2 separate regions of the Homo sapiens genome follow, and region 1 is linked to region 2. The links are chromatin loops, found by intact Hi-C in ENCODE. Cell type or tissue: pancreas. All regions are shown on one strand. Links, peaks and the distances in the headings refer to the core of each region. The heading gives the core; the rest is flanking DNA. Region 1 overlaps SESN1 (sestrin 1). Region 2 has its middle 24 kb from the start of FOXO3.

Region 1 (16,520 bases), core at 6,824-10,823, 530 kb before region 2:
GTTTGTTGCCCATATTTTGGTGCTGTGGGTCTTAGGAGAAGACGGGTTTGCAATGTCACAACACTTATGTTTTTAAAGGGGGGTTGGGGAAAAGAGACCAAAGTTTCCAAGTTTAAATAGCCGAGCTTAACTGATTTAGTGTTTCCATCTATTGAGAAAATAACCATATAATAACAACGATAACAGTCATTCATTTCACAAATATTTTTTGAGCACCTACCATCTTTAGTACTGTTCTAGGTACTCATATGCACTAAAGGGAAAAATAGATAAAAATCACTACCCTCGTAGAGCTTACATTCAAATGCTTGGATTTTTTTTTGCAGGTGCCACTTTAAACTCTGTACATGCATTCACCCATTTAATAGGAGGCTGAGACACAAAGAGGTTATCTAATTTGCCCCTGTTCACCTAGCTAGTGCAGATGGCAGAGCAAGGATTCAAACTCAGACATTTGGTCTCCAGAGTTTATTTTGTTAATTTCAATACTATACTGCCTCTTGAAACTAAAAAAACAAACAAAAAAACACTTTATTTTTTATTCTATTGAATGCAAATAATAAAAATTTACCTATTTATAATTTTTTCTAAATCTGCTTAATTCAAATATCTTTGCCATTTTATTAAAAAAAAAATTGACTAGATAAAATGTCTGTATTTTTTGGTGATTCCGTAGTCAACTATCGTGTTGCCTTAGCTCTCTTTCAAGTCACAAACACAGCTGGCCTTAAGTATTTATTTAAGCATCTTTATATTCCTGTTTACTTTAAACTCCTTGAATTAGCCATGCAATAATTTGGGTATGTTGTATTAAGAGCTCTACCACATTATGGTTCAGTCATTGTATAATTAAACATGAGGCATCAAGAATCAAAAGTTACTGTTTTACTTGCCTGCTCTCTCCATTGTGTCATTTTACATTTTAGTAGTACTGTGTTTTGTTTATTAAAAAAAGTAAAATCAACAATATACTATGAAGCTGAAAAATGATACAGAAGCCTAAATCATTTCTTAGTCTAGAGATGCATTTCATGGTTTTTAGAGGGCAGAAGGAACAAATTTACCTTTCTCTAAAAACATGCGACTTGGGGAAATTATATGTGACTTAGGGAAATTATGCTTGTGTTTCTCAAGGACTGGAGTTATATTCAACAACATACTTGTTGTAAACTACTGACTATAGAAGGGAAATCACCCACTATACAATAAAAATATTTATGGCTAATTCACACATAGATAACCTATCATTGAAACTTGCCTTTCAGGAAGCTGAAATAATTAATTCTTAACAGCTAGCTAGGTCCTTTTTCTTTTTTGCTGCAGAACTGTGTTAGAGGATAAAGCTGTATTTTTGAAATGCTAATAATTAAGAGTTAACTGTGTTTTAATTAAATTAAGTAATTAGTAAAAGAGGATCACTCCCTTCACCAGGGAGAAGAAAGTTTTCAGAGCAGAGATTTATTTTGGAAGATGCTACAATGTAAGCATTCTCAAATTGAGGATTATTGCTATTTTAGGTGTCTGAACCCCTTAAGCTGCATGCAAAACTGTGTACTCACTTGCATTTTTCTTGGGAGAGAGCCCGTGTTTTATCAGATTTTCAAAGAGATTGTGATCTTAAAAGATTAAGAACCATTGCTAAAACGAGAGTGACCTGCTGCATGTTAAACTTATTTTCCTTAAACTTTAGAGAAAAATTGAAGTGATTGAAACTGGGGAGTTTTAAACCAACAAAGGGAAATTTTTGTTGACTAAATGTTAGCTCGTGCCTCTGAGTCTGCTGAGTGAGTACAAGACACATTCTTGCAGTGTGTCTGGTGAATATTTGTACTTGAGTTTCTTATGATGCTGGTCTTAAACTGGCAGGCCCTCACCTGGCAGTTTACAGGTTAAAAGTTTAAGTCTGGCTTCCAGAATATGAAAACACAGGGAGCTCAGCTGAGCACAGCAGAGTTGCAGCCCTCATGTAACATGAACAGGAAATACATATTAACACAGAAATTGATCCTAGACTGCCGGGGTCCATATCCCGATTCTGCCTGTCTAACCTCGAGGAAGTTACTTACCATCTCTGAGCTTCAGTTTATCATCAGCAAAATGAAGATAAAAGGACCTTCATCTCTTTAAGGTACTTAGCATTGTGCCTGTCTTAGAACTTAGTATGGTAAAAAAAAAAAAAAAGAAACAAAAACTATCTTTGTATATGCCTTAGTTATCTAAAATAGCACCTCTTCTTACCCTCTAGATCCTTATCTTGATTTATTTTTCTTCTTTGCCCCAAACACGACCTGAACTCGTTATTTACTTATATATTTATTCTGTCTGCCCTAGTAGGTTATAAGCTCCAGGAAGACTGAGACTTTTTCTTGTTCATTGCTGGACCCTCTAGACCAATGCTATCACATACATTGTCCAACAAATGTTTGTTGAATGAATGAATAATGTTAGCTATTATTATTACTTGGCAGTTTCTACCCACCCTCTCTCCCATCTGTGTGGACTGACTGTAGCTTTTTCTCTTTAAATGAGATGGGTAAACCAGGAGGAAAACGTCCTTCCCTACCTGGGTAGCTGAAGTCATAGCTTCAAAAGGAATATTAATTTCTTATACGCTCTTACTACTCAAGGTGTAGCCTATGGGTCAGCAGCATCAGTATCACTTAGGGAAGATATTGGAAATGCAGAATCTCAAGCCTCACCCCAGTTCTACTGGATCAGACTTGAATCCCCAAATGGTTCTAATGAATGTTATAGTTTGAAAAATGCTATGTTGACCACTTTAAGAATTTTGGATTTTATCTTAACAGTAATAGAGAACCACTAAAATCCTTTAGGTTGGAGATTACATTTTCAGATTTTTGATTTAAAGTGATTAACTTGTATTAGAAACAGTAGTTGTCTTTGGAAAAAGTAGCCATTGGCTGGGGACAGGAATGAGTCCAAGGCTTTTCACTGTATACGTTTTCATAAGCCCATTTCAACTGGTGGGCCCTGGCGGTGGCCTGTCTATGCTGTTCTCCCACCCCAATCCCACCCACCCCTACACTATGAAGGATAGACACCCTGCCCTCACATCAGCTGCTGCACACCCCACATACAGCTGCTGCCTGTCCACTTTCTGAGCCTAAGGTTGCGTACATGGGCCTTGTGTTCAGCCATAGGGAGGACAACCCATGTGTAGGCCCAGAGAGCTGGCTCAGCCCATTTGAGTAGAGATTCCTACGGTTCCAAGTACCTGAAGCATAATCTGGGTGGGCACATGCCCTAGTCCTGTGGACTTCATCTCTCAGAGGGGTGCAGCTGGAGGAGGTCCACAGCAGGCCCTCTAAAGTGTAGGGGCCCCACTCTCTGGGTCTCAGAGACTTAATGCTCTTTTGCACTTCCTACATTCAAATCACGTGAAAGTATTTTGTTCAATGTGAATCTGTTACCTACATTTAAAAAAATAAAATGGAACATTAAAATAAAATGATGGTTCTTGTGTGGGGCATGGATAGGTACAACAAAGGAGGCATGAAGACCAGTTAAAGGGCTGTTGCATTGTTTCAGCAGTAGGTGATGTAATGCTTGGATTAGCGTGATAATAAGATGTGGTTTCATCACATTTTTTAAGTAATTCATTGCTATGTTTTTTAAGTTTCATAAGCTCAGTATTAATTTTCTTAAGAGTTTGTGGAGGCTGGGTGCAGTGGCTCACAACTATAATCCCAGCACTTTAGAAGGCTGAGGCAGGAGGATTTCTTGAGGCCAGGAGTTTGAGACCAGCCTGGGAAACATAGTGAGACCCCCCCTCCCACCATCTCAACAAAAAAATAAAAAGTAAAAATTAGCTATGTGTCGTGGTACACGGCTGTGGTCCTGGCTACTTGGGATGCTGAGGTGGGAGGATCACTTGAACCCAGGAGTCCCAGGTAACAGTGAGCTATGATTGTATCACTGCCCTCCAGTCTGGGTGGCAGAGCAAGACCCAGTCTTAAAAAAAAAAAATTAAAGTTTGTGGGAATTAAGTTTTCTGGCCCATGAATATTTGAAGATGTTTTTACTTTTACCTCAGATTTTGTTACAGTTGATTTGAATATTAGGTTAAAATCATTTTCTCTCATAACTGTGAAGGCATTATTCCATTATTTTCTAGCATCTGGTGTTTATAATGAGAAGTCTTATGCCAGTCTCATTCTTATTCTTTTAGCATGGAACTTGGTGTTTTTTTTTGTTTGTTTGTTTTATTTTACCCCTCTCTAGGAGGCTTGTTTTTCTTTTTTCCGCAACTTTTTTTTTAAACCTATCAAATAGTTCAAAAAATAGTATGGAAAATGCCATATACCCTTCACCTAGAGTCACGTATTGTTAACATTTTGCCACGATGGCCTTCTCTGTTTTTTTCTCTCCTTTTGCTCAACCTCTTGAAAGTTACAAACACTTCACCCCAAAATACTTTATCATGTTTTTCCTAAGAAGAAGGACATTCTGGGAACTTAAGATGCTTTCATTTATCTTTAGAGTTTGAAATTTCGGCTGGGCGCGGTGGCTCACACCTGTAATCCCAGCACTTTGGGAGGCCGAGGCAGGTGGATCACCTGAGGTCAGGAGTTCCAGACCAGCCTGGCCAACATGATGAAACCCCATCTCTACTAAAAATACAAAAAATTAGCTAGGCATGGTGGTAGGTGCCTGTAATCCCAGCTACTTGGGAGGCAGAGGCAGGAGAATTGCTTGAACCCAGGAGACGGAGGTTGCAGTGAGCCAGGATCGTACCACTGCACTTCAGCCTGGGCAATAAGAGTGAAGCTCTGCCTCAAAAAAAAAAAAAAAAGCCCAGGAAATTTCACTGGTGTATGTCAGAATATGTTTCTCCCCACTATGCTTGGGTCTTTTCAATATAAAGATTGAATCTCAAATTACTCTTCTATCCTCTCTTTTGTTACTTCTCCTCTATTATATCTCTTATGTCTGTCCTTTTTTGACCAATAGTTAAGTGTTAGACCTTCATCTTAACCTTTTTTCATATACCGTTTCTTTTTTGTCTTTTTACTTTATATCTTGGAGAGTTCCCTGAACTTATCTTCCAAATTACAAATTTGCCCTTCAGCCCAGTTCTATTATTCAGTTCTTCTATTGACATGTTTATTTAGCAGCCATGTTTTTAACTTTCAATAACTCTTTTGTATTCTCAGATTGTTACTTTCTCTGAGCAGCCAGTTCTTATATTATGAGTATTTTATTCTCTGATGATATCAATTAAATTTTTAATTAGTTTCTTTTTCTCCCTGCTGAATCAGCCAGGATCCTAGCAGAAAATGGATGGCACACTCAGCTGGGGTGACTAAAGAGAAAAAGGACTGTCTACAAAGGTGTATGCAGGGTTAAGAGAAACCAAGAAGGGATGATGGGCATTTTGAACTAGTGACATCTGGAAGTCACTGTCCCCCCCAAACTTCAGGGGCAAAGGTTGAGTGTAGTTACTGGAACTCAGTGAGGTCTGCAGCTATAAGAGAAGCCTGCCTGCCTAACAGGAACTGTGGCCTTCAATAGAGGAATATACCCACTTCTGCCTTCAGAATAAATACCCTGACCTTCTTCTCCCTGTCCTCCAATTTGTTAGTGCCTCTCTATCATAAACCAAACAGTAAGAGTACCGTAATGATACAGTCCATAGTGGTGAGCATTTTGAAGCACAAAACAGGGTAGAGTAGGGCAGATACATACTTTGCAGGGGCAAATAGAACATATCCAGCATACCTGTATTGTGTCTGTTTCATGCTATTTAGGAAGACATTTTGATGAGTGGATTGAGACTGTGAAAAGAATAGTACTTGGGGCTGATCTGGTAGGATAAGGCAGCAGCAAAAATAAATTGCTCTTGTGAATAGTCAAGGTGAGTGCAGTTGAGAGTCCTGAGGAAGTGTGTATAGGATTTGAGTACTCAAAACTAAGAGATGGAAGAGGAAAGACCGGAGAGAGGGAGAGGTAATAACACAAAGCTATAGCCATAGGAATGAGGCTCTGCCGATGAAATGGATCCCTTTGAAAAGCTTACATTCCTTTTTTGTTTTCTTTGAATTTGGAGGACAGTTATCTTACTTAGCGTTCAGTTTTAGGGAATTTTCTCTCCTATTTTTACTATCTTTTACCTCCAAAATGTCCATAAAAGACTTCTACCCTTGATGACTACACATTAATGATGATCTGTGGAGTGACAGCAGGGTGGGCACTGTGCAGGAGGGTGTTATGGGAGCTCAGGGAAGTTGGTCATGGTGTGGAGGACCTGCAGTGACAGTGATACAATCCCTTTGTGCCCAGATAGACTGGAGACCTACAGATAGGGAGGGGAAGTTGTGAGTGAGGAGGCATTGGGGTTCAAGCTGTTTTGTTGAACAGTGAGGGCTGGAGGATGGTGGGACATCCAGACTATAGGCTCTTGAAGTTATATACTCTTTTCCTCTTCAGAAAAGCAACCAGATTAAATTGTATTAGAATGAAAGGTGAAAAGCATACATTTTCAAAGTAGGCCTGTCTGAGGAAACATAATTGATTTTGCGAATATTGCACCAGAAGAACCAGGGCCAAGGAGATAATAAGATGATGGTGGCTTTTTGCCTTTTTCCTCCAGATCTGAGAGTTTCTATTGTATTCTGGCATCTGTTACTTCAACGTTTGCTGTACTGTAAGTCTTCATTGACACTTGACCCAGGCAAATCCATTTTTCTCTACATAGTCTCTCTCGAACTTTTAAGCTTAGCACTGTCTTTCACTATTGCAGCATGTTTCTTTTTGGGATGGTCATTATTTCTTCTCTTTTAAAAATAATATCCATTTATATCTGTTGGTTATTCAAGTGGTATGGCTGTGTCCACCATTTGAGTTATCTTCATGAGCCTCTTTTTTCTACTTCGTATCACACATACTTGAAAACAGAAGACTATTGTTGACTTGTTTAGTTTCATCTTATTTTTATTAAAATTTAAATGCCATCACATGATCTCAGTGCTATGATACATGTCTGGATCTTGGTTACTTGAATTGGTCGATATTTCTTAAGGGAAATAGAGTAGACCCACATATAATTCCCACCTACTTTCTTTTTCATTTTATCCCAGAGGGATCCACATTCCTTCCTTACCCTAATTCACTGCAGGGAGACAAAGAGAAATAATAACCCTCTTCCCCTACTGCTCCAGTAAAAATTACAACAAATCATAGTGACTTTAAAAAAAAAAAAAAAGAAACAGCAAACCTTCGTGATTTAAAAATAAGCAAGCTTATGTTTTGCTTCTTCCCCTGTGAGGAAGCTACAGCAAAGGCTCTAGGGAAAGAGTTTGGTAGAAATCACAAATTTGTGTATTTTTGTTTTAGTTTACAGACATGTTATTAAGCCAAAAATCAAGATACAGGATCTAACAAAGGCTTTTTATTACCTGTCAATATATGTATTAGTTGGAAATAATTAATTTGAATGTAGAACCAGGAACTATTGTATTCGTTTAATAATTTTACCTTTCACTGAGTATGGATAGTAGTGATTCTTTTATCCCTCTTAAACTTGCCTCTTTTAAGATTTAAGGGATGATCTTATTCTTAGTTTAGGCTCTTATCTTACATTAGACGAAAAGGAGTTCTAACTTTGTAAAATACCTTCAATGTATTGGTTTTAGATTCTAATTATAGATAGTATCTTCTATTATAATAGAGAAAAGGTATAGTAATAATTTCAATATTTTAAAGTAATATTAAAGTAATTTAATATTTTAAAGAAAATAATTTTTTTGTATTTTAATAAGGGGTCAGTATTTTAAGACACCAAGAATATTACAATCACATATGTCAGAAAGAGAAATGTGTGATCCAGGGTCTTTTCTACACCTGAACACACATTTATCTTATTTTTTGGCCTGCAACCTCGTCCTTATTACAATGGCCCAATATCTTGCTTTTCTTTGTTTTTTCATCCTCTAGTCATATTGTTACACATTTGAGGCTATTTAAGAAAGAAAAAGGACTCTGCTTCAGAGTTTTCTCCCTATGTCTTCATGATCAAATAGAAAGGAATGTGTGAGAGGGACAATCAGGTGATTTTTAAAACCAAGTGAATTTATATTTTAGTTATTTCAATCACAGTGAATTGTTACTTCTTTTAATATTGGAAAAATAAAAAGAAACAAATCTCTGAAAATTGAATGAGTAAATGAAAACAGGAAAAGAAGAAACTAAATAACAATAGTTATTCTTATAAATCTGAGAAGCATCATAATAATAGTATTAGGGGAAAATAATTTTTTTTATAAACCTATAAGAACACTGATAGTGATAATGATTCTCAGACATGCCTAAAGTTAAGGAAAATATATGCTTATAAAGGTTATGATAATAGATGTGAAAATGGGAAATAATAGGAATAGAGAACTGAAAAGAGTTAATGGGCTATTAAATTCGGGAACTTAAGGAGAGAGGGATTGGAAATAAGTGCAAAATTTTGCAACTCAAATAGCACAGTTTCTTATGTGACAGGTAACCTATGTTACATACTTGATGAGGAAAACAAGAGGACACAGTACTATTCTTGATAACTTTTTTAAATTGTCACAGTATGTAATATGAAGACATTTAGGCAACTAGAGGGTGTAGAAAGTAAAACAGAGGACTGGTTATTGTTGCTGTTGTTGCTGTTTTGCCTCTGTTACATATGTAGAGATTGCTAAATTGTTACTAGTTTATCACCACACAGATTTTGCCAACCTGAAAGTGTACTCTCAGCGATATAGACTTGTTTATACTTCATATACTCTATGCTTGCTATCCCTCCCTCCCTCCCTCCCTTCCTTCCTTCATCTCTCTCCCTCTCTCTCTCTCCCACCCACTCTCGGTCTTTCCCTTTCCCTCTCCCCCACCCCACCTCTCCTCTCCCCTCCCCTCCCCTCCCCTCCCCTCCCCTCCCCTCCCCTCCCCTCTCCTCTCCTCTCCTCTCCCCTCCTCTCTTCTCTTCTTTCATTTGATATTTTTTATGTCCCATGTTTTGATTTGGTGATTGATGATGAACTGTGGCTTTCAGATCTTCCTTTTGTTCTAAAGCACATACTGTCCTAAATCATTTTCTATTTTGGTGTTAATTAGTACATCATTGGGCAGAGTATTGTCTAGGTAGCTGAATCCATGATGCTTTGGAGCTAAATACACTATTTTCCATTATAGCCTGATATGTGGACTAGGTCACCTTTAGATTTATTGACTCTGAGCTAACTCTGGAGTCATCTATAAACCTTTATTTATCATCTTGGCATATAATCAGGAACATAAGGGTATAGCTGTTTGAGGATTTGAATGATCATATGGCCTGTAGGAAAAAAAGGGGGCAGTGGGGGAAATTCTAGAAGTTGACAGATATCAATCAAGCCAGTTTAGTGACAAGGCTAAATACTAGTTTACTAAGATTCTAAGACTATTTCATGATGATTTTACCGTTCATTGTTAATTTCCATGTCATGAATTTCAGTTCTTTAGATCCAAAATTGTATACATGGCTCAATTTTATTTTTTCTATTTAATGCAGCATTGATATGGGTAAAGTAAAAGGCTACAAGTTGGGGTAAAATAAATGAAAATCTAATTTTTTTTTTAGTTTTTTTTTGGCTTTTTTCTTTTTTTTTTAAAGGATAACTATTTTCAGACATTTTTGGGTACCAGACAACTTGTAGAAGGTATTTTTCTTCTTTTGAAATGTGTTAACTTCACAATATGTAATGAATAGCTTTATATGTAAATGGTTAAAACTCCCCTGGTGACGAATTTATAGATTGAGTAGAAAGACAATCAGATTAAAAGATGGTAGCACAAGACGTATCTGAATCAAAGTATCATCAAAAGCTTAAAAGCAAAAGGATCAGCAAGGGTACATAGGAAAATGCAAAGGGGAAACAGCAGTAATCACAGCATTAATCTCAGAGAAGACCTCAGGATTCAAGGATTAGGCAAAACTCATCTTCTGGCAAGATAGTGAGTTCTCAGTTGGGATGAGCAGACAGTTCCCCAACTGTGGTTCCCTAAATTTTGATTGCTCTGTCTCCATGAACATTTCCACATCATCTCTATCCCCTCTGGTCCCATCACTGTAATTGAGTTGCCTACTGGGTATGGCTCATGGAAAATTTGGGGCAAGTCATTGGTCTATGCAGCCTACTGGCCTTCCCCCCAACCCCCTGCCCAAGGGCAGGCTTCCTCTCTTTTCTCGTGTGCTCCCTCCCACCACCCCACCCTCCTACTTATTTCTCTTCAAACAGTTATACCTGAGCCTATGTTGGCAGTTTCCCTCTCCTCTTCTATCTAATATAGAGGTGTGTCTCTACCCTGGCTGACAGACATATTCATGCTCCCCTCTCAGGCCAGAAGCCTGCCCGACCTCTACAGGGTGACTCCTGGGACTCAGACAGGGCAGTGACCAAGGGCTGTTTCTCTCTGCAGGAAGGCTCTATAACCCATTCGTTTGGTATACTTTCAGACATCTCGTTCTCCCTGAGACCAACTATGAAGTGTGTTTCAAACTTTGCAGATGCAGTTGTATATTTACCTTCATACAGCAGTCCCACCTTATCTATGGTTTCACTTTCCTCACTTTCACTTACCAACAGTACAGTATAATGAGGTATTTTGAGAGAGAGAGAGACCACATTCACATAATCTTTATTATAGTATATTACTATAATTATTCTATTTTATTGTTACTTAGTGTTTTTAATTTCTTACTGGGCCTAATTTCTAAATTAAACTTTATCATAGCTATGTATGTATAAGAGAAAACATAGTACATAGGGGGTTCAGTACTACCTGTGGTTTCACACATTTATGGGGGTCTTGGAATGTGTACCCCACAGATACCAGGGGACTACTGTGTATGAATTCATGTTTTAATACAGCTATTTCTGTGTCTCTCTCTTTCACACGCACACACCATCTTAAAATTTTTATATATGACTTCTCATAGTGTTTTCGTTAAAGATAAATGTTTTTACATGGCCTCACATAATTTATCATCCAAACTGGGACACTGTGAGAGAAGGGATTACACCAAGTCAACAGGAGTAAGCCAAATTGAATAGTCAGCCTCCCTGCAAGGCCCTCCATGGTGTGGCTGCTGACCTTGGCAGCCTCATCTTGCAATGTGCTCTTCCTCGCTCTGTGCGCCTCAGACTCACAGGCCCTCTTTGCTTACTGCTTACTTTTGCTCAAAAGCCTTTGACATGCTTTCTCCTCTACCTGGACAGAGCTTTGCCTCTGCTCTCTTATTCACCTAATAAACTCCCCTTGTTCATTTTTCGGATTTCTCTCAATTCTGACTTCCTCAAGAATGCCTTCCAGGCTGGGCATGGTGGCTCATGCCTGTAGTCCCAGCTACCTGGGAGGCTGAGGCAGGAGGATGGCTTGAGACTAGGAGTTCAAGGCTGCAGTGAGCCGTGACTGTACCACTGCACTCCAATCTGGGTGACAGAGTAAGACCCTGTCTCTTAAAAAGAAAGCCTTCTAGGGCTTCCCTAACTTGATCCATTCTCTCTCATTATTCCTCAGAGCACCATCTTTTATCACGTTTAGATAATTCTTGGATTAATTTCTGTCCTCCACTAAAGTGAGGTTTAATGTGGGTAGAGACCATATCAGGGTTTTCTCATCATTTATTTTTTCATCACTCATTAGGCACATAGTAAAAACTAAATAAATATTTGTTAGATTAATTAATTTTTTTTTTGAGACAGGATCTCGCTCTGTTGCCCAGGCTGGAGTGCAGTGGTGCGCTCTCAGTTCACTGCAACCTCTGCCTCCTGGGCTCAAGCCATCTTCCCACCTCAGCCTCCTGAGGAGCTAAGACTACAGGTGTGTGCTACCATGCCTGGCTAATTTTTGTATTTTTAGTAGAGACAGGGTTTCACCATGTTGCCCAGGCTGGTCGCGAACTCCTGACCTCAAGCAGTCCACCCACTTCCATCTCCCAGAGTGCTGGGATAACAGGTATGAGCCACCTCACCCAGCAGGTTAATTAATTTAAAAGAGGAAGATGAAGATCAAGTTTATTGCATATCCCAAAATATTTAGGTAGAATTAATTCTGATACATCCCCTTTAATTTTTGTTTAAAATACATGGTACATTTTTAAATTATAACTGAAAGTGTTCAAAATTTAAAATTTTTATTTTACATGTTATACACAAATAGAAAATTTCTAAACATTAAATTTGTTGAAAAAAATTTTTTGGTCAAGGCTGTTTTTTTCTTAGATCGCATGCCTGTCTATTATTTAGGTTTAATACATGGAATCAGATGTGGTTTCACAGATATGTATATTAGTACATTGTTCTTTTTTCCTAAGGGAAATATAAAATTAAGAGTAACTTATTGTTGCTTTAATTTTAGATTATGTACATTTTAAAGTCAGATATACAACTGAGTTATGAATAATATGTGTGAGATATTTCAAAAAGTAAAATGCATTTTTAAAGAAATTGTTACCTTTCTGAGTAGCAATTTAATCATAAATTAAATCAGGGTTCATATACATGTATTGATTTAACCATTTAAATGTATTTGATTTGAAATTGGTCTGTCCTGATGCAAGGATTCAGAGGGGAGAATAGAAAGAGCAGTGGATACTTTTCCTGGAGACATTGAAAGTTGCCTGGCATAAATTTAACACAGAGAGAAGGAAGATTATGTCATTATTCCTGATTCCCTTGGTCATTCGTCTTGTGGAGAACAATTGCTACATTCCAGTAACAAGTTTTCTGAGGCTTACTAATAGCTCCATGACATATTAAGTACTGATCTCATTTAATTATAATTTCAGTGAGATTAAATTATTCTATGTAGTTAAAGTAGAATCGAGCATCCTACAGATGCTGCACTAATTATAGTTATTGATGGCCTACTTTTTCTGACCTAAAAAGGTAAATGAGGGAGGGAATTGTCTTTGCCTTTGAGGAATTTTCCCTCTAAAATAGATTAGTTCACTGTCATTGCTGTTTATTTTCACCTAACACTTTTCTAGAATCTTCATAAAACTGCACAGTACTGAACTAATCAATAGAAAAGGCAGATGAATATTCTCCCAAAGGAAAAAAGGCTTGGCAGGTCAAATCAAGCATGTCAGATCTCTCTTGCCACTCCCAATTAGAAATTGTAAAGTTTTATAAACAGGTGCTTTAAGCAAAAGATGGGATCTGTGGATCAGGAATACATACACAAGACACTAATTTTAAAAGCTATTACATTTCTTAAAATACTTATCTAAAAATTCTCCTTTTAAATTTTTTAGAATCTATTCTAGAAAAAAAACTCAACAAATTATCCTTTGTTAATGTTTTATTTAGTGGTGTGGCTTTTTCCACAGATTAGATTGTTTACTCCTTAATATAAATGTGTGTGTGTGTGTGTGTACGTGTGTGTACACATGTGTTTGTCTTTTTTGTTGTTTGTTATTGTTTATTAATGTGTGATTAACAGAGGCCTAGCTTTGGTGCTTTCAGGCTGAGAACTAAAGGGATGATTTGTAGAAAACTAAAGTAGGTCAAAGAATACCATGGTGTAGCAAAGGGGAAGTCCCTGTGTTTAGTCACATTGTTTTGCCTCTGGTGGAGTTCACTTTCATTGTTATAGTCTAGGCCTGTCTTCCTGTGAGTGGAAGAAATCGTCAAATTGCAGAAAAGTCTCGGGAATATTATCATAAGTAACTTTTTAAAACAATATGTTATTGTAAGTTATTGGAAGGGCCGGTAGGGGCAGCAAAGGAAAAATAAAAAGTAGAACTGAATTTATCCCTAAATTAATTTCACAGATCAAAAGCAAAAATATGCATGAATATGACACCTTCTCTAAGTATGATGTAAGGAGTACTGTGTGGGTCTCTGTGGGATGGGAACTAGCATTTCAAATTTTGCCCGCCTTGTGCTTGCTTCAGCAGCACATATGCCAAAGTTGGAATGATACAGAGAAAATTAGCATGCCCCTGCACAAGAATGACATGCAAATTTGTAAAGCGTTCCATATTTTAAAAATAAAAATACAAACAAAATTTTGCCCTCTTATTCTGCTTTTTTATATATAGCCATTATGGAAGTGACCATGTTTCGAAATCAAGGAGCTGTTCCAGGCTTTAGCAATCCATGTCATGTTAGTTCTGAAAATATGCAACTGAATAAACATTAAAAGCACACCTACTGATCGTTGCAGTAGCAACTATCACACTTTTATGAAACACCATTTTGTGTCTGCTTGGCTATGATTAAGCAGTACTATTAGAATCCAGGAATGTACTCTGGCTAGCTTCAAAGATCTTAGACTGTTTTTTACATCTCAAAGTTAAAATGAATTTCTCTTAAAATTAAATTTTAAGAAATAGCTTCCTCAGGTTGGTTAAATGTTAAGAAGTTATCTGTAAATTATGTGTGTGTGTGTGTGTGTGTATGAAGTGATATATATGGAGTTACATAAATTTTGAAAAACTTCGTTTTAAATTTGGTGTTTCCTCAAATATAGTATACTTGATATTTTGGATTATGTTTTCTCTTACAGCAGAAGGTTTATTCTCTGACTAAATTTCCTTTCTTTAGGTACCCCCCTACCCACCCACCCTTTATAAGGGCAAGACACCTATGAGAATATTAAGCCTTTTAGCTCAGAGTTTTACTGAAGTTATTTTCTATTCTTGTATTTGCCAAGAATTGCTGACAACTTAAAAAACTATCATACGAGTGAAAACCAGTTGCCTAGATTGTTTGATGATTTTGGTCAAGTGTGGATCGGGATTTCCTGTCATTTTTCTTCCTCTTCTGGGGCTGCATTGCTTCTATCTCTCAGCAATTGTACACTTGGAAAGAAAAAACAAAAGAAGGTCACTAGATCTGAATTACTTTTACTTCTGTGCCAAATGAAACTTTCCTTCTGTTACGTGTTACAATGTTTGGCATCTTTTGGCATCTAGAGAGAGATAAGCAGTTAGGAGGACAATGTGGGATCTGTACAGTCACGCATCACCTAATGATGGACATATGTTCTGAGAAATGTCATCAGGCAATTTTGTCCTTGGGCAAACATCACAGAGTGTACTTACACAAACCTAGATGGTATAGCCTACTGCACACGTAGGCTATATGGTATAACCTAGTGTTCCTAGGCTACAAACCTGTATAGCATGTTACTATACTGAGTACACACTGGCAGTTGTAACACAATGGTAATTATTTGTATATCTAAATATATCTAAGCCTGGGCAACATGGTAAAACCCCATCTCTACAAAAATACAAAAATTAGTCCTGTGTGGTGGTGTGTGCCTGTAGGTCCAGCTACTTGGGAGGCTGAGGTGGGAGGATCACTTGAACTCAGGAGGTCAAGGCTGCGGTGAGCCGTGATCGTACCACTCCACTCCAGCCTAGGCAACAGAGCGAGGCCCTGCCTCAAAAAGTTAATTAATTAATTAATTAATATATCTAAACATAGGAAAGGTATAGTAAAAAAAAAAAAGTTACTGTACAATATTAGGGGACCCTGTTGTATATGCAGTACATCATTGACTGAAACATCATTATGTGTTACATGATTGAACCTCATCTAGAGACAGCCAGTTCCTTCTCTTGGGCTGAAACATGTTCCTGGAATTCATATGATAAAGCAGGTTATCATCAAGAGAAACTCATTTTCCTATGGATTATATGATCCAGCAGCTTAGAATACATTTCTGAATTCTTTGTGTTTTGGGGTGTAGCTGAATGAAGTTTTTAGTATGTCAAAGGGAGACATGTTTTAAGAAGTAGGCATTCTACTGAAAGTATTGTAATTGCTTGCTGAATGAAGGGGATAATCCTTGCCACTGCCTTTAAATACTAGGAGTTCCTGCAGGACAGCCTGAATATTTTTTCTGGATCATTAAATGAACAACTGGGTTCCAGAAGATAAGAGAAGTATGAACTTCTGAGCAGAGGTAGATCCTTGAATAAGAGGAACCTTTCTTTAGAAACAGTAATTGAATTTTGGGAATTGTTGAGTATGTCAGTCTGGAATGTGTTTGGCTGCAAATAACAAAAAAACCCTACTATGTAGTATAAACAGATAGGGGTCTGCCTCCACAAGAAGTCTTAATTAGGCAGTCCAGAGCCGGTGTGATGTTCAACTACATTAATAAAAGCCCTCTGCCATCCTTAGAATGTGATTTGTATCAAGGTTGTAAAAAGTCTGTTGTACCTTCACGTATCAATCACTATATTTCTGGCATCTATTGTTGTGTAACAAAATTACCCTAAAACATATCAGATTAAAACAATAAATATTAATTATCTCACATAGTTTCTGAGGGTTGAAAATTCAGGAATGGCTTAGCTGGGAGGTTCTGGCTCAGGGTCCCTTATGAGGTTGCAGTCAAGATACCAGCTGGAGCTGCAGTCCTCTGAAGGCTTGTTTGAGCTGGAGATCTCCTTTCTAAACTAACTCACATGACTGTCAGCAGGAGAATTCAGTTCCTTACCATAGGGATCTCTCTACAGGGTTCAA
Region 2 (16,520 bases), core at 7,671-11,670:
CTGAGATTGAGAAACCATACCTCACACAACCATGTGCTACTATTTTTGAATGGTATTTATATGCCTTATAAATATTTATCATTATGAATTTTTCTCAATCAGTGGGTAAAAGCAATCATGGGAGATGCCTTGAAACCGTCTGACATTAAAAAGGGCTATCTTGTGCAGAAAAGTTGGGCAAAACTATCAATGGCTCTTTTTTTTTCCTGACTGCCGATTAGTCCATGCCCATATCACTGGCTTCCTTTTCTTTGGGGATGAGGCTAAGGAAAAAAATGCCAGCACTTTTGCATCAGCAAGGGAATTCTACCCTAATAGAGAATGGACTTAATATCTTTGTAGTTCTGCCTTCCTTGACCTATAACTGTTGTCACAGGAAAGATTCACATTGGAGAAAAATATCCCTTTTAAAAAAGAGATGAGCTATATAATAAAGCTTAATATTTATTCTGAGTTTTATAACCACCACCATCACCCTATTCTAATCTTGCATAGCTTAAAAAAATTGAATAGTTGCTGAAAAGGGATTCACCTCAGGGATGAGACCCAAGGTTGGAGCATCTTTCTCCTGAAGGGATGAAGTTTCACAACAATCTTGGGAGGTGAAACTGGGTCTTGTCAATGGAGGCCTCAGTGGTATTTGCACCATTGTTTTGCCTGAGTGAACCCTACAGTTAACCAGGGTGGATTGGTCCACTTTGCAACCTGAGCCACATGTTATCCTAATACTGCTAATACCCCTGGCTACTGCTGTACTTGCTAGAATCATCTGCAGATGCTGTTTGACATCTCTCCACAGGGGTCCCTGTGGATCATCATTAATCCCTTTGCTGTGGGCTCCCCACTCCTGCTGCTACCAGCTGCCATTGTCCCCTGGATCTTTGCAAAATGGCCAGTGTCAGGGCACCCCTGTGTGCATTCAGCCACATGGCGGGAGGCAGCAAGTTGTGCTGCAAGCCAGCAGCTGGGCTGTGCATTGGACTGTAGCCTTCTTCAGGCTTCCAGTGTACTTCTAGAAGGTGCCTCCGCCAGTGCCTCCCTTGTTGCAAAGTTGTTTTGACCAATGACATGCCTTCACTTTCATTCTGTTCCTTAGGTTCCTTTCCTTTGAACCACCAAACTTTCTCCAAGTGCTCATTCCAGAAAACATTGCTGTTGAAGAAGGGCGTGTTTTCAGGTCAGGTTTTCTGGTTTTCTGGTTTTCCCAAGGGCCAGTCTGAGGCTGTCCCTGACTGCACCTGGAGAACCAGATCCCTTGACTCCCATTCGAGGCCTGAGCACTCTGCCGCCTGCTCCAAGGGCTTTCATCATAGTAACTGTAGCATCTCCTACCGTTTGTTTTTAATCTTACCTCCTATCTGCCATGTGTAAGATATTTGGAGGGACAGTATGGGAACAGAAAGACCTTTGGTGAAGTCTCAAGAATTTTCTGATTAAAATGAAAACATACATTGACTCCAGTTACATGGCTCATCTCACGGCTTAATATGCCAAGAAATAACCATGATATTTGTAAAACAGGATGAAGTTACCCACTAGAAGGAGAAAGAAGCCAAAACTGGTCAACCAGCTGGCCTGAGACAGTGCCTACTCGGCATGCTTCTAGTATGGTGAGGCACCTCTCAGCCTGTGGACTCCACCTCTCCTTAGTGCAGAGACTCAGATATCCTCAGAAAAGGGTGAAATTCAACACGAAGAATGAGGAGGAAACATCTCTAACTTCCACACATGGTATATATACCAAGTCTATTCAGGTCAGAATGAGTGCTTCCACATCATCTCTGCTAAGGGACAGGCATCACTCTCATTTGCAGGTGGGAGAGCGAGGCTGGAGGGTCAGACTTGGTTAGAGCAAGGCTGAAATCTCACCTACAGCTCCTGGCTCCAAATCTGTCCCTCCCAGAACCATTCTTACCAAGAAAATATCTTTCTCCGTTGACTCTGGTACCTGTCATGGGGCAACTTTTTCTGGTGAGTGTAACTCAGTGGGTGTCATTGTCTTACTTAGCTAAAGAATGACATCAGGATTGGAAGCATGTTTAGAGATCACCCCAAGGTTCACAGCTACCACAGTACCAGGGCACTTCATGTGTTCCTTGTGGGTGGTGGTGGTCAGACACACATGGTGCACTGATGCCATTCTTCCTAGAAAAACATCTGTCATCTGTGGCACACAGGGCACTTTGCTCATTTTATCTCTCAGCGGACTTATCACAGTGAGGCAGGTCACAACCAGAACCCCTATTTTGCAGATGCAGAAAGAAAAGGCAGAGGGAAGGAGAAGCAGAAACACACTGTCCCTTCCTATGGGTACATTCACTATCAAATTACACAGCATCTACTTGCTTTGGCCAGCACCTGGTATTGCTTTACAGAGAGTTATGGAAAACAAAAAGTATTTCTGTACATAGTCACTTACCCAGAAAAGCAAGCTGGCCAGGTGCTGGCTGGTTGTGGTTTCTTTAAGTTGGAGCAGAAGGGCTTTGCCTGAATTTCCTGATCTCCTCCCGCCATCTGGTGGCTGTGAGCTGAGCATACATGCAAATTTCAATCTTCATTTCCTGTACTCCTTACTTCAAACTCCCATGCTCCGTGATCTTCTGAGGTTTGATGAGGGAAGGAGGAAAGGGAGAAAGGTGAAGATAAAGGGAGAGGGGAGAGAGGAAAGGGAAAAGAGAGAAGGAGGGAGAGGGAGGAGAAAGAGGAGGAAAAGGAGGAGAGAAAATGTAAAAGGCATGTACCTGTGGCTTTCATTGTATGTTCTTCCTTAGGTCCCCTCACCCTCCATTCAGCTACAGAGAACCGTCAGCGTGTGGTGGAGACAAGCCATTCAGTTGCATTGACATTTTGTGGAGTGCCTATACTGGCTGTTGGACACTGCGCTAAGGGTTGGTCTGCAAAGTGGGCACTTAAAAGATCCACTGCTCTAGAGTAGTTTATCAACATTCATTTTAGACGGTATTTTATTATCGTGAAAAGCAAGGTACTGTTTCAACACACAGCAGTCTTTCACAGGGCACTTTTTCATTTTGATAAAGTCCAATTAATCAGTTTTTCCTTGTATGGGTTGTGTTTTAAATGTCAAGTCTAAGAACTCTTTGCCTAGTCATAGATCCTGAATATATTCTTCTATTTTTTCCTCAACAATTACACTTTACATTTAAGTATGTGATTGATTTTTAAGTTAAATTCTGTATGAGATATGAGTTCCAGGTAGAGATTTGTTTACTTTTTGTTGATAGCTATGTTTATCCAGTTGTCCCAGCACCACTTGTTGAAAAGCCTATCCTTCTCCTATTGAACTGCTTTTACAACTTTCTAAAAATCAGTTGGACATATCTGTGTAGGTCTATTTTCCAGTTCTCTATTCTGCTCCATTAATCTCTGTGACCATCCCTTCACCAAAACCACACAGTCTTGATTACTATAGTTATAAGTCTTAAAATTGGGTAGAGTGATTACTCTCACTTTATTTTTATTTTTCAATAGTTTTACCTTTTTTAGCTTTTTGTTTGCTTTTCTATATAATTTTTATTTTTCTTTTAAGATGGCATCTTGCTCTGTTACTCAGGCTGAAGTACAGCTTCATGATTATAGCTCAGCGCAGCCTCAAACACCCAGGCTCAAGTGATCCTCCTCCCTCAGCCTCCCGAGGAGCTGGGACTGCAGGCATGTGCCAATATGGTAGACTAATTTTAAAAAAAAATTTTGTAGAGATGGGGGTCTTACTAAGTTGTCCAAGCTAGTCTCAAACTCCTGGCTTCAAATGATCCTCCCACCTTGGCCTCCCAACTATGTAAATTTTATAATAATCTTGTCCAGATATATAAACAATCTTGCTGGGATTTTGATAGGAATTGCATTAATTTTATATATCAATTTTGGAATTGTCATCTCTGCTATATTGAGTCTTCTATTCTATTTTTTAAATTATTTTATTTTATTTTTTGAGGCAAGGACTTGTTCTGTTGCCCAGGCTGGAGTGCAGTGGCACAATAACAGCTCACTGCAGCCTTGACCTCCCAGGCTCGAGGAATCCTCCTACCTCAGCCTCCAGAGCAGCTGGGAATACAGGCACATGCCACCATGCCCAGCTAATTTAAAAAATATATTTTTTTTTGTAGAAATGGAGGTCTCTGTATGTTGTGCAGGCTGGTCTTGAACTCCTGGGCTCAAGTGATCCTCCTGCCTCAGCTCCCCATAGTACTGAGATTACAGGATTACAGATGCCCAGCCAAGTCTTCTAATCTATAAATATAAGTATGTCTTTCCATTCATTTAGATCTTTTATGATTAGTATTTTATAGTTTTCAGCATACGAATCATGTACATGTTTTGTTAGATTTGGACCAAAGTACTTTTTCTTTTTCTATTTTTGGCAATTGTAAATGGTATCATATTTTTAAGTTGAGTATCCATGTATTCATTGTCAATATATAGAAAGACACTTAACTTTTGTATGTCTATCTTGTATCCTATGACTTTGCTGAATTTATTAGTTTTAGAAACTTTTTGTAGACTTTTTTCAATTTCCTACATAGACAATAATAGCACTTGCAAATAGGGATAGGTTTTTTATTTTTGTTCTTTCTTTCTGATCTGTTTGTGTTTTCTTGCCTTATTGCACAAGCTAGGACCTCAACTCTACTATACTGAATAACAGTTAAGAGAATAGACATCCTTGCCTTCATCTGGGTCTTAGATTGGACCAGCCCTGCATCCTGAAATACACTGTTCTTGATGATGGTGTATAATTATTTTTATATATTGCTAAATTATATTTGCTAATATTTTGCTGAGGATTTTTGTATCTACACTAATGAGGGATATTGATCTTTGGCTTTATTTTTTCATACTGTCTTTGGTTTGTGTATCATAGTAATTCTAGCTTCATAAAATGAATTGAGAAGTGTTACCTCTGGAAGAGACTGAGATTTTCTGAAAGACATTGAGTAGAACTTGGTGTTACTTCTTTTTTGAACATTTGATAGGATTCTCTAGTGAGATCACCTGGGATTGGAGACTTCTTTTTTTGGAAGGTTTTTAGTTAGTGATTTAATTTCCCTAATAGTTATAGGGCTATTCAAATTATCTGTTTCATATTTGGTGAGTTTCAGTGGTTTGTGCTTTTCAAGGAATAAATCCATTTCATTTAAGTTGTGAAATTTATGTGTGTACAGATGTTCAGTCTTTTTTTTATTATCCTTTTGTGTGCAGATGTGGGAGTTTTAAAATAAATAATACCTAATATAATTTTTGGCTACAAATCACATCATGATGCAACATTTCCAGAGATGCTCAGATGTTCTCTTTCTAGCAGCAGTCACTGATGTTATAAGGGCTCTTCTTTCTCACTCTTGTTAAAAAACATCACCCGGCCAGGTGTGGTGGCTCATGCCTGTAATCCCAGCACTTTGGGAGGCCGAGGCAGGCAGATCACTTGAAGTCAGGAGTTCAAGACCAGCCTGACCAACATGAAGAAACTCCACCTCTACTAAAAATACAAAATTAGCTGGGCGTTGTGGTGCATGCCTGTAATCCCAGCTACTCAGGAGGCTGAGGCAGGAGAATCACTTGAACCTGGAAGGCGGAGGTTGCTGTGAGCCAAGATCATGCCATTGCACTCCAGCCTGAGCAAAAAGAGCACAACTCTGTCTCAAAAATAAATAAATAAATAAATAACATCACCCATACCTTGAAAGTACTAATTTTTAAAATACTTGTAGTAGCATACTAGTGAACCACTTCCTATAGGAAAGGTCGGCAAATTTAGGACAATCAAGGATTTTAAAAATTGTTTTTCAAAGAAAGTGCATAATTCATCTTTAAGTCCAACAATTCATTTATACACTGCCATGAGCAATCCAAAACCCTTTATGTGGTACAAAAGATTGTCATGGCCACCCCTACCCCCACCATTTCATTTACAAAATACTGTAAAGATTCTGCTATAAAGATCTTGTGCCTTCTGTAAAAGTTAATGGGAAAGAAAAAAGTTTAAAAAAATTTCTTAAAGTCTTGTCTTTATAAAATTACTTATGTCCATAACATCCTGTAGCACGTAAACTGTAGTGTGAGGTGACTCACTGTGGGTGAGTGCACAAGTGACAATGCCATCCTCAAGGCCTCAGCATTACGAATGCCACGTCTCCTTGGGGATGAAAGGTGTTAGACCATGGCTGGCTCACAATGGACACAGAGAGGTGCTAAGGACCATCCAGATGGCAAAAATGAGTAAAACAATTTTTATTTCTAATTTTTCAGATCACTAATACAACAAAATAGAATTTCTTGTGCTTTCTTCCCGCTGGGTACCCGTGGTCGTCAAGTGCTCTGTGGTGTGCCCCTCCTGCCTCAGTTTGGCGACCACTGCCCCACACTGGTACTGTCAGTGTGCTGGCCTTGCCTGCCTGCCTGCCCCCACCACCAGAGATTTCTAAGCTTCTTAAGAGCAACAGCTGTGCCTTATCCTTCTTATCCCTCCCAAGCGCCTAACCCAGGGTGAGCAAAGCTCAGCTGCTCCATGACACTGGCTTCACGAACTGCCTGTGAACAGCCAATAAGCTCTATAATTTGCAGATACCCATTCGGACCCAGCATAGGTGGGACACAGTGAAGAATAAAGCCCAGATCCCATTCCTGAGGCTGCCTGAGGTACTGGGATGAGGGAAGTGTTTGCAAGACATGCCATACAGTCCAGGGTAGAGAGAAGCAAGAGCTGCTGGAGAAATACTCACAGAGTGCTGTGGGAGACTGGAGTCAAAGACGCTTACTGCTGGTTCATGCTGACTAGGACTGAGAAAGGCTTCCTGGAGGAGGTGGCATTCTGCTCAGTGGTACAGGCTTTTGTATTATGGCAGCAAGAGGAAAAGGACCAAGAAAAGGTGATAAGGTGAAGTTTTGGAGATGCCATCAAAGAGGGACACCCATCAGGGGAAAGTACAGAGGGAGGAGGAAGGGTGAAGGCCTCACCAGATCGCTCTCAAGGACAAACAAAAATCCACAGGTGGTGGCCTGGGATGTGGCAGTAGCACCCGCTACAATATTCCAGATACATTGGGTTTTTAATAACACTTTTTACCCAGCTGGGGAAAAAAGCCATTAGTTGCCAACTCACAGATGTTCTTCCTGTTCCTCCCATACCCCAAACACAGCCCTGCCTTTGGGCCCTTGTGCCAGCTTCCCTCTGACTAGAATGCTCTGCCCCGAGGGTCACCCAGCTGGGCCCCATGCCCTGCAGGGCTCCACACAAAAGCTGTCTCCTCAGAGGCCTTCTCTGACCTTCTGATCCCAGGGCACCCTGGACACTTCCCAGCACAGCACCCGTCTTCATTTTTGTCTCAGTCCTAAACACACCCTGTTGTTGTCTCATTTATTTTTATGGTGATTTGTTTACTATCTGTCTCCCCCACTCCACCCACCACCTCCACACTAGACTGTAAGGGTCAGGGATGCTGTGATCACTGACCATAAAAATGGAGTGAGTGGCTTCACCCTGGTCCTCTTAAAGTACTTTGTTATAAAGTCTAGTTTGATGAAATGGCCTCACTTGAGATGACCTCAAAACCACTTAATGGAAAAAGAGAGAGGGAGAGTGAGACAGAAATATAAAAGAGTTGGATTGCTCCAGTGAAATTTGATGTGTGAGGTTACCACGCAGTTTTAGTTTAATGCCTGTTTCAATCTACTTTGCCTCATTTCTCTAGCTTCAGTTAAAAAAAACAAAACAAACAAACAAAAACTTACTGTGCTTCATGTATCTCTCAAAGCTGCCTTAAATTGTCAGAGAACAGTGATCAAACTAATAAATATATTTAAAATACTTTGGGTATATAACATCAATTATTTGATTTCTCAAACAATTTTATTAGGCCAGACTCGGTGGCTCATGCCTGTCATCCCAGCACTTTGGGAGGCCAAGGCTGGAGGATCACTTGAGCCCAGGAGTTTGAGACCAGCCTGGGCAACATAGGGAGACCCTGTCTCTACAAAATCAAAAAAAAAAAAAAAAAAAAAGTAGCCAGCCCTGCCTCCCTGTAATCCCAGCACTTTGGGAGGCTAAGGCGGGTGGATCACCTGAAGTCAGGAGTTCACGACCAGCCTGACTAACATGGTGAAACCCTGTCTCTACTAAATACAAAAAAATTAGCTGGGTGTGGTGGCACATGCATGTAATCCGAGCTAATTGGGAGGCTGAGACAAGAGAATGGCTTGGACCTGGGAGGTAGAGGTTGCAGTGAGCCGAGATGGCACCATTGCACTCCAGCTTGGGCAACAAGAGCAAAACTCCATCTCAAAAAAAAAAAAAAAAAAAATTAGCCAGGCATGGTGATGTGTATCTGTAGTCCCAGCTGCTTGAGAGGCTGAGGTGGGAGGATCACTTGAGCCCAGGAGGTTGGGCTTGAGCTTGCAACGAGTCATGATCATGCCACTGTACTCCAGCTTGGGTGACACAGTGAGACCCTGTCTCCAAAAAAAAAAAAAAAAAAAAAAAAGCCTTCTTTAGGAAGGTTAAATGTTACTCAATATTAAGTCCTTGTTTCCTAATCTTAGTTAATCATTAGGTTCACTGATGACACTTATTTTAAAAGTACAGTTTTTTGGGCCTCTCCAAAGAAGATCCAAGTTCAATAAGTTTGGCATGGGGCTGAATAGTCTGTATTAGCTTCCCAGGTGGTTCTGATGGTTCACTAGGTTTGGGGAACAATGTAGGAAGTCATCCTTAATTATCATCCAGCAAACAGTATCAATGGCGAACTCTACTTGCATGAGAGCTCAATAGTGTGAAGAAAATAGTGTTAAAGAAGTGAACATTTTTGCTGAGAATGTGCTGATTATAATGTTCTCATATGTAATATAATGACATATTTGGTCAGATTCTCCCAATGAATGATGATGTCCAGAACATGCCGGCACCTCAGGGTGCCCTCTTCAGGAGCCTCTTGGGTGGCCGAGGACCCCCAGTCCTCCCTACCTGAGAGGAGGGTCGTACAGGTCACCCTCAGTACTTCCAACCGCAGCAACTCAGCCCTTGGAAAAACCAACACCCTGACTTTGTTAATCTTCCAGAGAGCAGGCGAGCACCAAGACCCTGGGAGAGGCTGCCGCACACACACGAGGAGGGACCAGAGCTCAGGTGTCTGAACTTGTGGTCATGAGCCCCTGGAGAATCTATGCAAAACCTCAGCAGATTTTTGTGCAGAACTTGGTTACAGTGGAGATTTCTGAGCATTCATCCTCAGCTTCTTGGTGGAGCCCATGACAACAAAAGGTTAGGGCCTCAGCTTAGAGAATGAGTTCACGTCACCAAGCACAGATTATCCTCGGCCCTTTGCAGTCTGTCTCACAGGAGAAGGTTTGCACTGGGAGGAAGACCTAAAGTCCACCCTCCATTCTGCTTCATGTAGGCAGAGGGAGCAGAGGGCACACGTGCAAACATGAAGGGCCGTGAGTGCTGCGCAGAGAAGCCGGAAGGTGAAGGCCAAGCTACCCCAGGCCAGGGTCCAAGAATAGGAGTGGAGGAGTGACATCTGGCCATCATCTGTGCCTCTGAGCCCCTAGCAGGTTCCTCAGGGCTGCCTCTACTCATCTTCCAGATGGAACTGAAATGCCAGCCTGAAGAATGGGAGCCTGTGACCCAGCATCTCTCTCAGAATAGGAAGGGGGTTTGAGGACAATCGTAGATAACAATTGCTGGCTAATGAATGTCTGCGCAGTGCTGGGCACTGTGAGTAATGATCTCTGATGCCCACAGCACCCTGCAAGGTTGGTATTCTTTCCCCCATTTTACGAATGGGGAGATGAAGGTTGAGCAACTTTGGCTAACACACCAGGTCACACAGCAGGTATTTAACCCGGGTCTGAATCCAAATGAAGCTGGGTGAGTGAGGAAGCCGAGCTCCATACTAACTGGGGTTTGCCTATCATGGAGCTGAGAACCTAGCCGGCCTCTCTTGATCCCAGTCCAGACCCTTCTGCCACATGTGGAGCTTGGAAAGAATGAATGAACACAGAAAGCAGGTTCAGCACTGCAGAGGATGTAAATAGGGGCAGATGCAGGCTGTCAAGTAAAGAACAGGCTGAGGACACCCTCCCTGGCCCCTGCCCCCTGGGGCATAAATTCTAGCCTTCAGGCACAGTTGAAGGGGACTGAAACTCAGTGGCACAAACTGGGGACAAACCAGAGCCTTGGAGGAGAAAGCCTTCCCCAAACCAAGTGTCAAGGTGGGTCTAGAGAGCACACACAGGCTGCAGATTCAGTTCAGTCTGAATAAGGACGGTGCCCTGGGTCACAGCAAGAAGAGGGACCTGCCTTTAGCTGTCATCAGGTTGCCGTGGGGCCCTCTAACTTATGCTATGACAAGAGCTCTGAGTGCCAATATTCTGCCTGCTCCTTCTCCATCTCCATGAAGGAGTCCCCTCCCAACCACCACAGCAAATCCTCTCTTCCTTCCTCTTTCTTTCTCTCTCTCTCTTTTTTCTTTCTTCATCTTTTTTCTTTTCTTTCCTTTTCTTTTCTTTCTTCTTTCTTTCCTTCCATCCTTTCTTTTCCTTCCTTCCTCCCTCTTTCTTTTCCTTCCTTCCTTTCCTTTTTCTTTCTTTTTCTCTTTCTCCCTTCCCCTTCCCCTTCCTTCCTCTCTCTCTCTCTCTCTCTCCCTTTTTCTTTCTCCCTTCCCCTTCCCCTTCCTTCCTCTCTCTCTCTCTCTCTCTCTCTCTCTCTCTCTCTCTCTCCCTTTCTTTCATTGATAAAGAGTCTCGCTCTGTCACCCAGGCTGGAGTGCAGTGGTGCCATCTCAGCTCACTGCAACTTCCACCTCCCAGGCTCAAGCAATTCTCCTGCCTCAGCCTCCAGAGTAGCTGGGATTACAGGCGTGCACCAGCACACCCGGCTAATTTTTGTATTTTTTGTAGAGACAGGGTTTGACCGTGAAGCCCAGGCTGGACTCTTGAGCTCAGGTGATCCACCCGCCTTGGCCTCCCCAAGTGCTGGGATTACAGGCATGAGCCACTGCACCTGGCCCCTTCTCTTCCTTATTCCCCACATGTAACTATGGGCTACAAAGTGGTGATGGTAAGGTGGGAGTTTAGCTCATCCATACATCAGCTGTCTATTTTGCCCCAGACTTAAAGTTGCTTTGTCATGGCTTGAGCATTATTTTTGTGCTGTTAAATCTAATTATGTCAGTACCACAAAAGCATAAGCAATTATTTTTAATTCTACAAACTATGTTGCTCTAATCAATAGAAATCAACTGATACTTCTTTAGCAATTGAATTTAATATTCTGCCTTTTCAAAGTTTGGTTAAAATGTGATAGGTTATTAGTGCAAAATGAGGGACACATTTTGATGATAGCAGCAGTTTTTACACTGTGCACCCTGAATTTGGGGTTCTAAAGGGGAATTGTTATGTCTTGAAGGACCAAATTATGTCTAATTTCTCTCTGAACATTCAGAAGAATAACATTCATTATAGCTCCCTCTTCTGAATTGCCAGAGCACTTTGTAATTTCTCGTTGTATGGATGACACTCGGCCCTGCACTGGTGCTCTCTCAACTCTTTTCATCTCCTGGAGACTAGGGATGGGTTTTGTTATTCTGCATCTCTCCTCCCCAGCACAGTGTTTGTCCCTCAGTCCTTTCTATGCCTTTTACTACATTTCCTGGCTGACTTGAGTGCCCTGGTCTTCCCAGGATACCTGGGCAAGGCTCTTCCTTGACACCACATTATGTCTGTCTGTTGTCCCTAAAAGATTACAAGTCTGTCATGGTGAGGGAGTTTGTCTCATTATTCTCAGTGTGCCCGGCTCCTGGCACAGAGTAGACAGCAAGTAAATGATGAATGAATGAATGAATGAATGGTGAATATCTGTACACCTTTTTTTTTTTTTTTTTTTTTGGCCAGAGTCTCACTCTATCACCCAGACTGCAGTGCAGTGACATGATCTCGGCTCACTGCAGCCTCCACCTCCTGGGTTCAAGCAATTCTAGTGCCTCAGCCTCCCAAGTAGCTGAGATCACAGACGTGCGCCACCATGCCCAGCTAATTTTTGTATTTTGAGTAGAGACAGGGTTTTGCCATGTCAGCGAGGCTGGTCTTGAACTCCTGGCCTCAAGTGATCCGCCCGCCTCGGCCTCCCAAAGTGCTGGGATTACAGGCGTGAGTCATCGTGCCCAGCCCTGTACACTATTTTTAATAGCTTGATAATTCACATACCATAAAATCCAACCATGGAAGGCACACAGTTCAGCAATTTTTAGTCTAGTCACAGAGTTGTGCGATCACCACTACAATCTAATTTCAGATGTTTTCATTACCCCTAAAAGAAATCTTGTACCCATTAGCAATTATTCCTCATTCCTGCCCTCACCCCCAGGCCCTACTCTTTATCGCTATAGATTTGCCTACTTGACATATCATACACATGGAGCCATACATATGTGTGCCCTTCATGATTGGCTTCTTTCACTGAGAATAATGTTTTCAAGGTCCATCCTTGTAGCAGCACGTATCAGGACTTCATTTTCGTTGCTGGATACTACTACTTTGTATGTAATGCCACATCATGTTTATCCATTCATCAGGTAGTGGACATTTGGGTTTTCACTTTGGGGCTAATATAATAATCTTTTGCAAACATTCATGTACAAGTTCTTGTGCGGATATATATTTTTATTTCTCTTAGGTATCTAGGAGTAGAATTGCTAGATGCTTAATATTTTGAGGAGCTGCCAAACTGTTTTCCAAAGCTATACCATTTTACATTTTCATCAGCAGCATATGAGTTCCAATTTCTTCACATCCTTGCCAGCCTTTTTTATTCTCCATCTCTTTGATTCTAACCATCCTAGTAGTGTGAAGTGGTGTCTCACAGTGATTTTGATTTGCATTTCCCTAATGAGTCATGATACTGAGCATCTTTTCGTGTGTGTATGGGCCATCTGTATACACCGTTTGATCAAACTATAAATCATCAGAGCTTCACAGAAATAAAGGTCTTAGATGAGGCCCAAAGAGTAACATTAAGTGACTTACCCAAAGTTATGTGCATGAGATTATATATGGTTAGTAGCAGTACAGGATCTCAGATACACTCCTGACTCCTAATGGTGCTCTGTTCTTCCCACCTGCCCCTTCTCTCAGGATGCCTCTGGATCCCCACCTGCTGGAGGAATGAAAGGCTGGATTCCTTATGGGTCAGGTTAAGCATGTGCCTTGGCACTGCTTGATTTTATGCCCTGCCTATTCTTCTTTGGTTAGATTGATTTCAACTCTGAAAATGGTTTTCTATGGATGCAGACTTCATATGTGAACAAATGGTTTTTATAACTTGCATCTGCTTAGAGTTTTAAACAACTGACGGCTCAAGTCCAAGCCCTAAAGAATTGGAAGCAGCTTTCTTGGCCACTTGAGTATCAAAGTCGGGTTTAAAGTCATCGGATACATTTAAACCTGTCTACCTAATATTTTCACTGTGACCCAAAAACACAAAACCCAAGTAAGACAGTATTTAAAGTTAAGGGATGCAGGGGGGTTCTTCTTGGGGCAGTTATAGCATATGTGTGAATGTTGAGGTTTGGGGCAATAGAGAGATGTGTTGCTATTGCTAAGCCCTCCAGAGACAAGCCACATGGGTCTGGAGATGAAGCCAAGGAGAGCAGCCATTCTTAGTGTCAATTCCCAAGGAAGGGTCAGGTCCTCAGACAAGAAACAGACCCTGAAGGGGCTGGCCTGCGGGCCGTCTGGTGTATAGCCAAGACAAGCTGGATTATGCTGCCATAACAAATAACGCCAAAGGTCTCCATGGTTTATTAGAATGTAATTTATTTTTATTTTTTCCCTTATTTCTCCAAGAAAAAAACAGAATGTAATTTTATTTCTTGCTCACACAGCATTTGCCATGGGTAGTTTGGCATTTTCATGTGGTGGCTCAGCCTTCCAGGCAATTTTATCTTGGGTGTCTCTGTCTCAACATGGTATTTCCAGGTTTTCCATGCAAAAGAAAAGAGATCTAAAAGTTCTCAAGCCAGCTAGTAAGAGCTTCACCTTGGAAATGACACATGTCACATCACTTCCACTCACTGCCAACTAACTGCTCAGAAATAATCACATGGCCTTGCCTAACTGCCAAGGGGGCAGAAAGTGTGACCCCACCTGTGTGCTTGGAAAGAGAGAACTGGTTATGGGCAAGTTCTAGCAATGACTGTCATGGAGAAGAGGCTTCTTTTTGGACTCTGCCCTTTCCAGGAAGCACTCAGAGGTATATGTATGTCTGTGAGTATCGTCTTGTGGAGGGGATAGAAGAGGTATCTGGAATCTGGAAGGAGAGCTAGAACAAAGTGGAGATTCATGCTGAAGATGATCACATTAAATTTTATTAGCCATATCATCTAGATTCCAAGTATTTTCTGAATTTATTATCTGTTTCCCCAAAATATATATATATTTTTGAGAGTTTCATTCTGTTGCCCAGGCTGGAGTGCAAAGGCACAGTCTCGGCTCACTACAACCTCCGCCTCCTGGATTTAAGTGATTCTCCTGCCTCAGCCTCCCAAGAAGATGGAATTACAGGCACAAACCACCATGTCTGGCTAATTTTCATATTTTTTGTGGATATGGGGTTTCACCGTGTTTGCCAGGCAGGTCTTGAACCCCTGGCCTCAAGCAATCCACCTGCCTCAGCCTCCCAAAGTGCTGGGATTACAAGTATGAGACACTGTGCCCGGCCTGTATCCTCCAAATATTAATGAAGTCTTTCTCTTAGCTGATAGTTGGAAAACTGAACAGGTGTGGCTCACGCTAGCCTGGTAGACAATGGAGAAGGTGATCTTAGGTGCAAGCGGGAGCCACATGTTCCAGATGAGGTTAGCCAGTTTTAGAGATTCAAGCTTTAATTTTGATTTAAATTGCTGACTTTTCCTTAAGGAGCAATGTAACCAATCTATAGATTCTCCTATTAAAATAATAACTCTTTTTCTTTTTCTTTTTTCTTTCTTTTCACTCCTGGCTTCAAGTGATCCCCCAACCTTGGCCTCCCAAAGTGTTGGGATTATAGGCGTGAGCCATCGTGCCTGGCCAAAATAATGACTTTTTTTTTTTAAAGCTGTAAACTTCATTATGTCCCACATAGCATCTAGCAGAGTGCCTTGTCATAAGAAGCACTTGACAGTGTTTATTCAATAAATTAAAGAGTGAATCAGAGAAATGAGAACTATCTACTGCATTCCCAAAGGCCAGCTTGTCCTAGGACTCTCTGGAGTCTTATCCCCAGCCCCCAGGTGGATAATGAGAACTGGGAGACTCCAGAACTGATCCAGTCACTGTAGACGAAACCGTAGAAACATGCAGGACAGGCTGAAAGTCCTGGGATCACCTTTGCTCAAACTGCTCCTGTCTTCAGATTGTTGGATTTGCCATTCATTCCAATAACTAACCATTCTCCAAGTCCTGTCCTGCACTGATACTTATCTTGAACCCTTTCTCCATCATGTAACATGATTCTAATGTCTATCCCTTCTTTTCTGTTCCCAACATCACTGGCTCTTGTCGACTGCCAAGGGGCCAGTGGCAGAGTATTAGAGTACTGCAGCTGTGTGAGTGCCTGAGACAGTATCACTGCAAAAGGTGTAGCACTGCCAGAAAATATTTCAGTGTGGAGGATTGGGTTGGGTAACTATTTGAGACACACTGAGTTTACGCAACATTCAAAAGGAGAGATCCAGTAGGCAATTGGAAGTACAGAACAGGAGACTGGTGGAGTCAGGGATGGGAAGACACACTTGAGAATAACTGGCATCGGCTGGTATTTGTTGCTATGGACATCAAGAAAAGAGTGTGAAAAAGACGTTATGTGTGAAAGTACTTTGTATAATATTGGGTGTTGTTTTTTATAATCGCCATTTTTATGTGGATCCAAGAAAGAACTTAGATGGTGAGAAAAGGAAAAGGAACCAGAAGCTTTCAGAGAAGGAGGAGCTGAGACACAGGAGGAGAAGCTAAAGAAGAGAGTTGCAAGGTTGGGGCTGGGCTGGCAAAGTGCTTAGGGCTCAGAGCAGTAGGCAGCAACAAGGATGACATGAGGCAGTGGCTAGGGGGTCTCAATGGGTAGACTGGCTACCATCTTCTCCTGTATTCAAATTCCCATCCAGCTTGGCCCCACCCTTCCCATGCTTAGCACCCCCTCTCCACTCCAGTTGCCAATACCAGCTCTTACCAGTGGGCTCCAGTGGGCACATGGGAATCCTTCATCCCATTAGCAATAAACTCAGCCTTGTCCAAGGGTGGTCCAGGGACCCTTGAGGGACCTGTGACTCTTAGTGAGTCCATGAGGTCAAAGTCATTTTCCATAAAACCACTAAGACATTATTTACCTTTCTCACTCATTCTCCCACATGCACACAGTTGATTTTTTCAGGAGCTACATGATGTGTGATATTCCAACAGAATCTGTCTGTATTTTACTAAACCAGACATTGGCAAAAATTTAAAACAATGCCACTTTTCTCACTAACTTGTTTTTT

What was found. A loop is a pair of places that touch in the nucleus more often than their neighbours do. Peaks named below come from ENCODE experiments on the same cell type or tissue, not always from the same donor. Only the 100,000 strongest peaks of a DNase experiment are listed, where the experiment ranks them.
Region 1: it touches region 2 in a loop (4-fold over the local background); 98 of 110 quality-filtered maps call a loop at or near these places.

The regions. Positions count from the first base shown.
Region 1 is chr6:109,057,015-109,073,534 of GRCh38, reverse strand. All of the region lies in intron 1 of SESN1 (sestrin 1), which reads left to right. It also overlaps the pseudogene RNU6-653P. Among named protein-coding and RNA genes, the nearest start is that of SESN1, 30 kb to the left of the region's middle. In pancreas, for the core only: no CTCF peak of the experiment used is centred there; no DNase peak of the experiment used is centred there.
Region 2 is chr6:108,528,176-108,544,695 of GRCh38, reverse strand. No RefSeq gene overlaps it. Among named protein-coding and RNA genes, the nearest start is that of FOXO3, 24 kb to the left of the region's middle. In pancreas, for the core only: no CTCF peak of the experiment used is centred there; no DNase peak of the experiment used is centred there.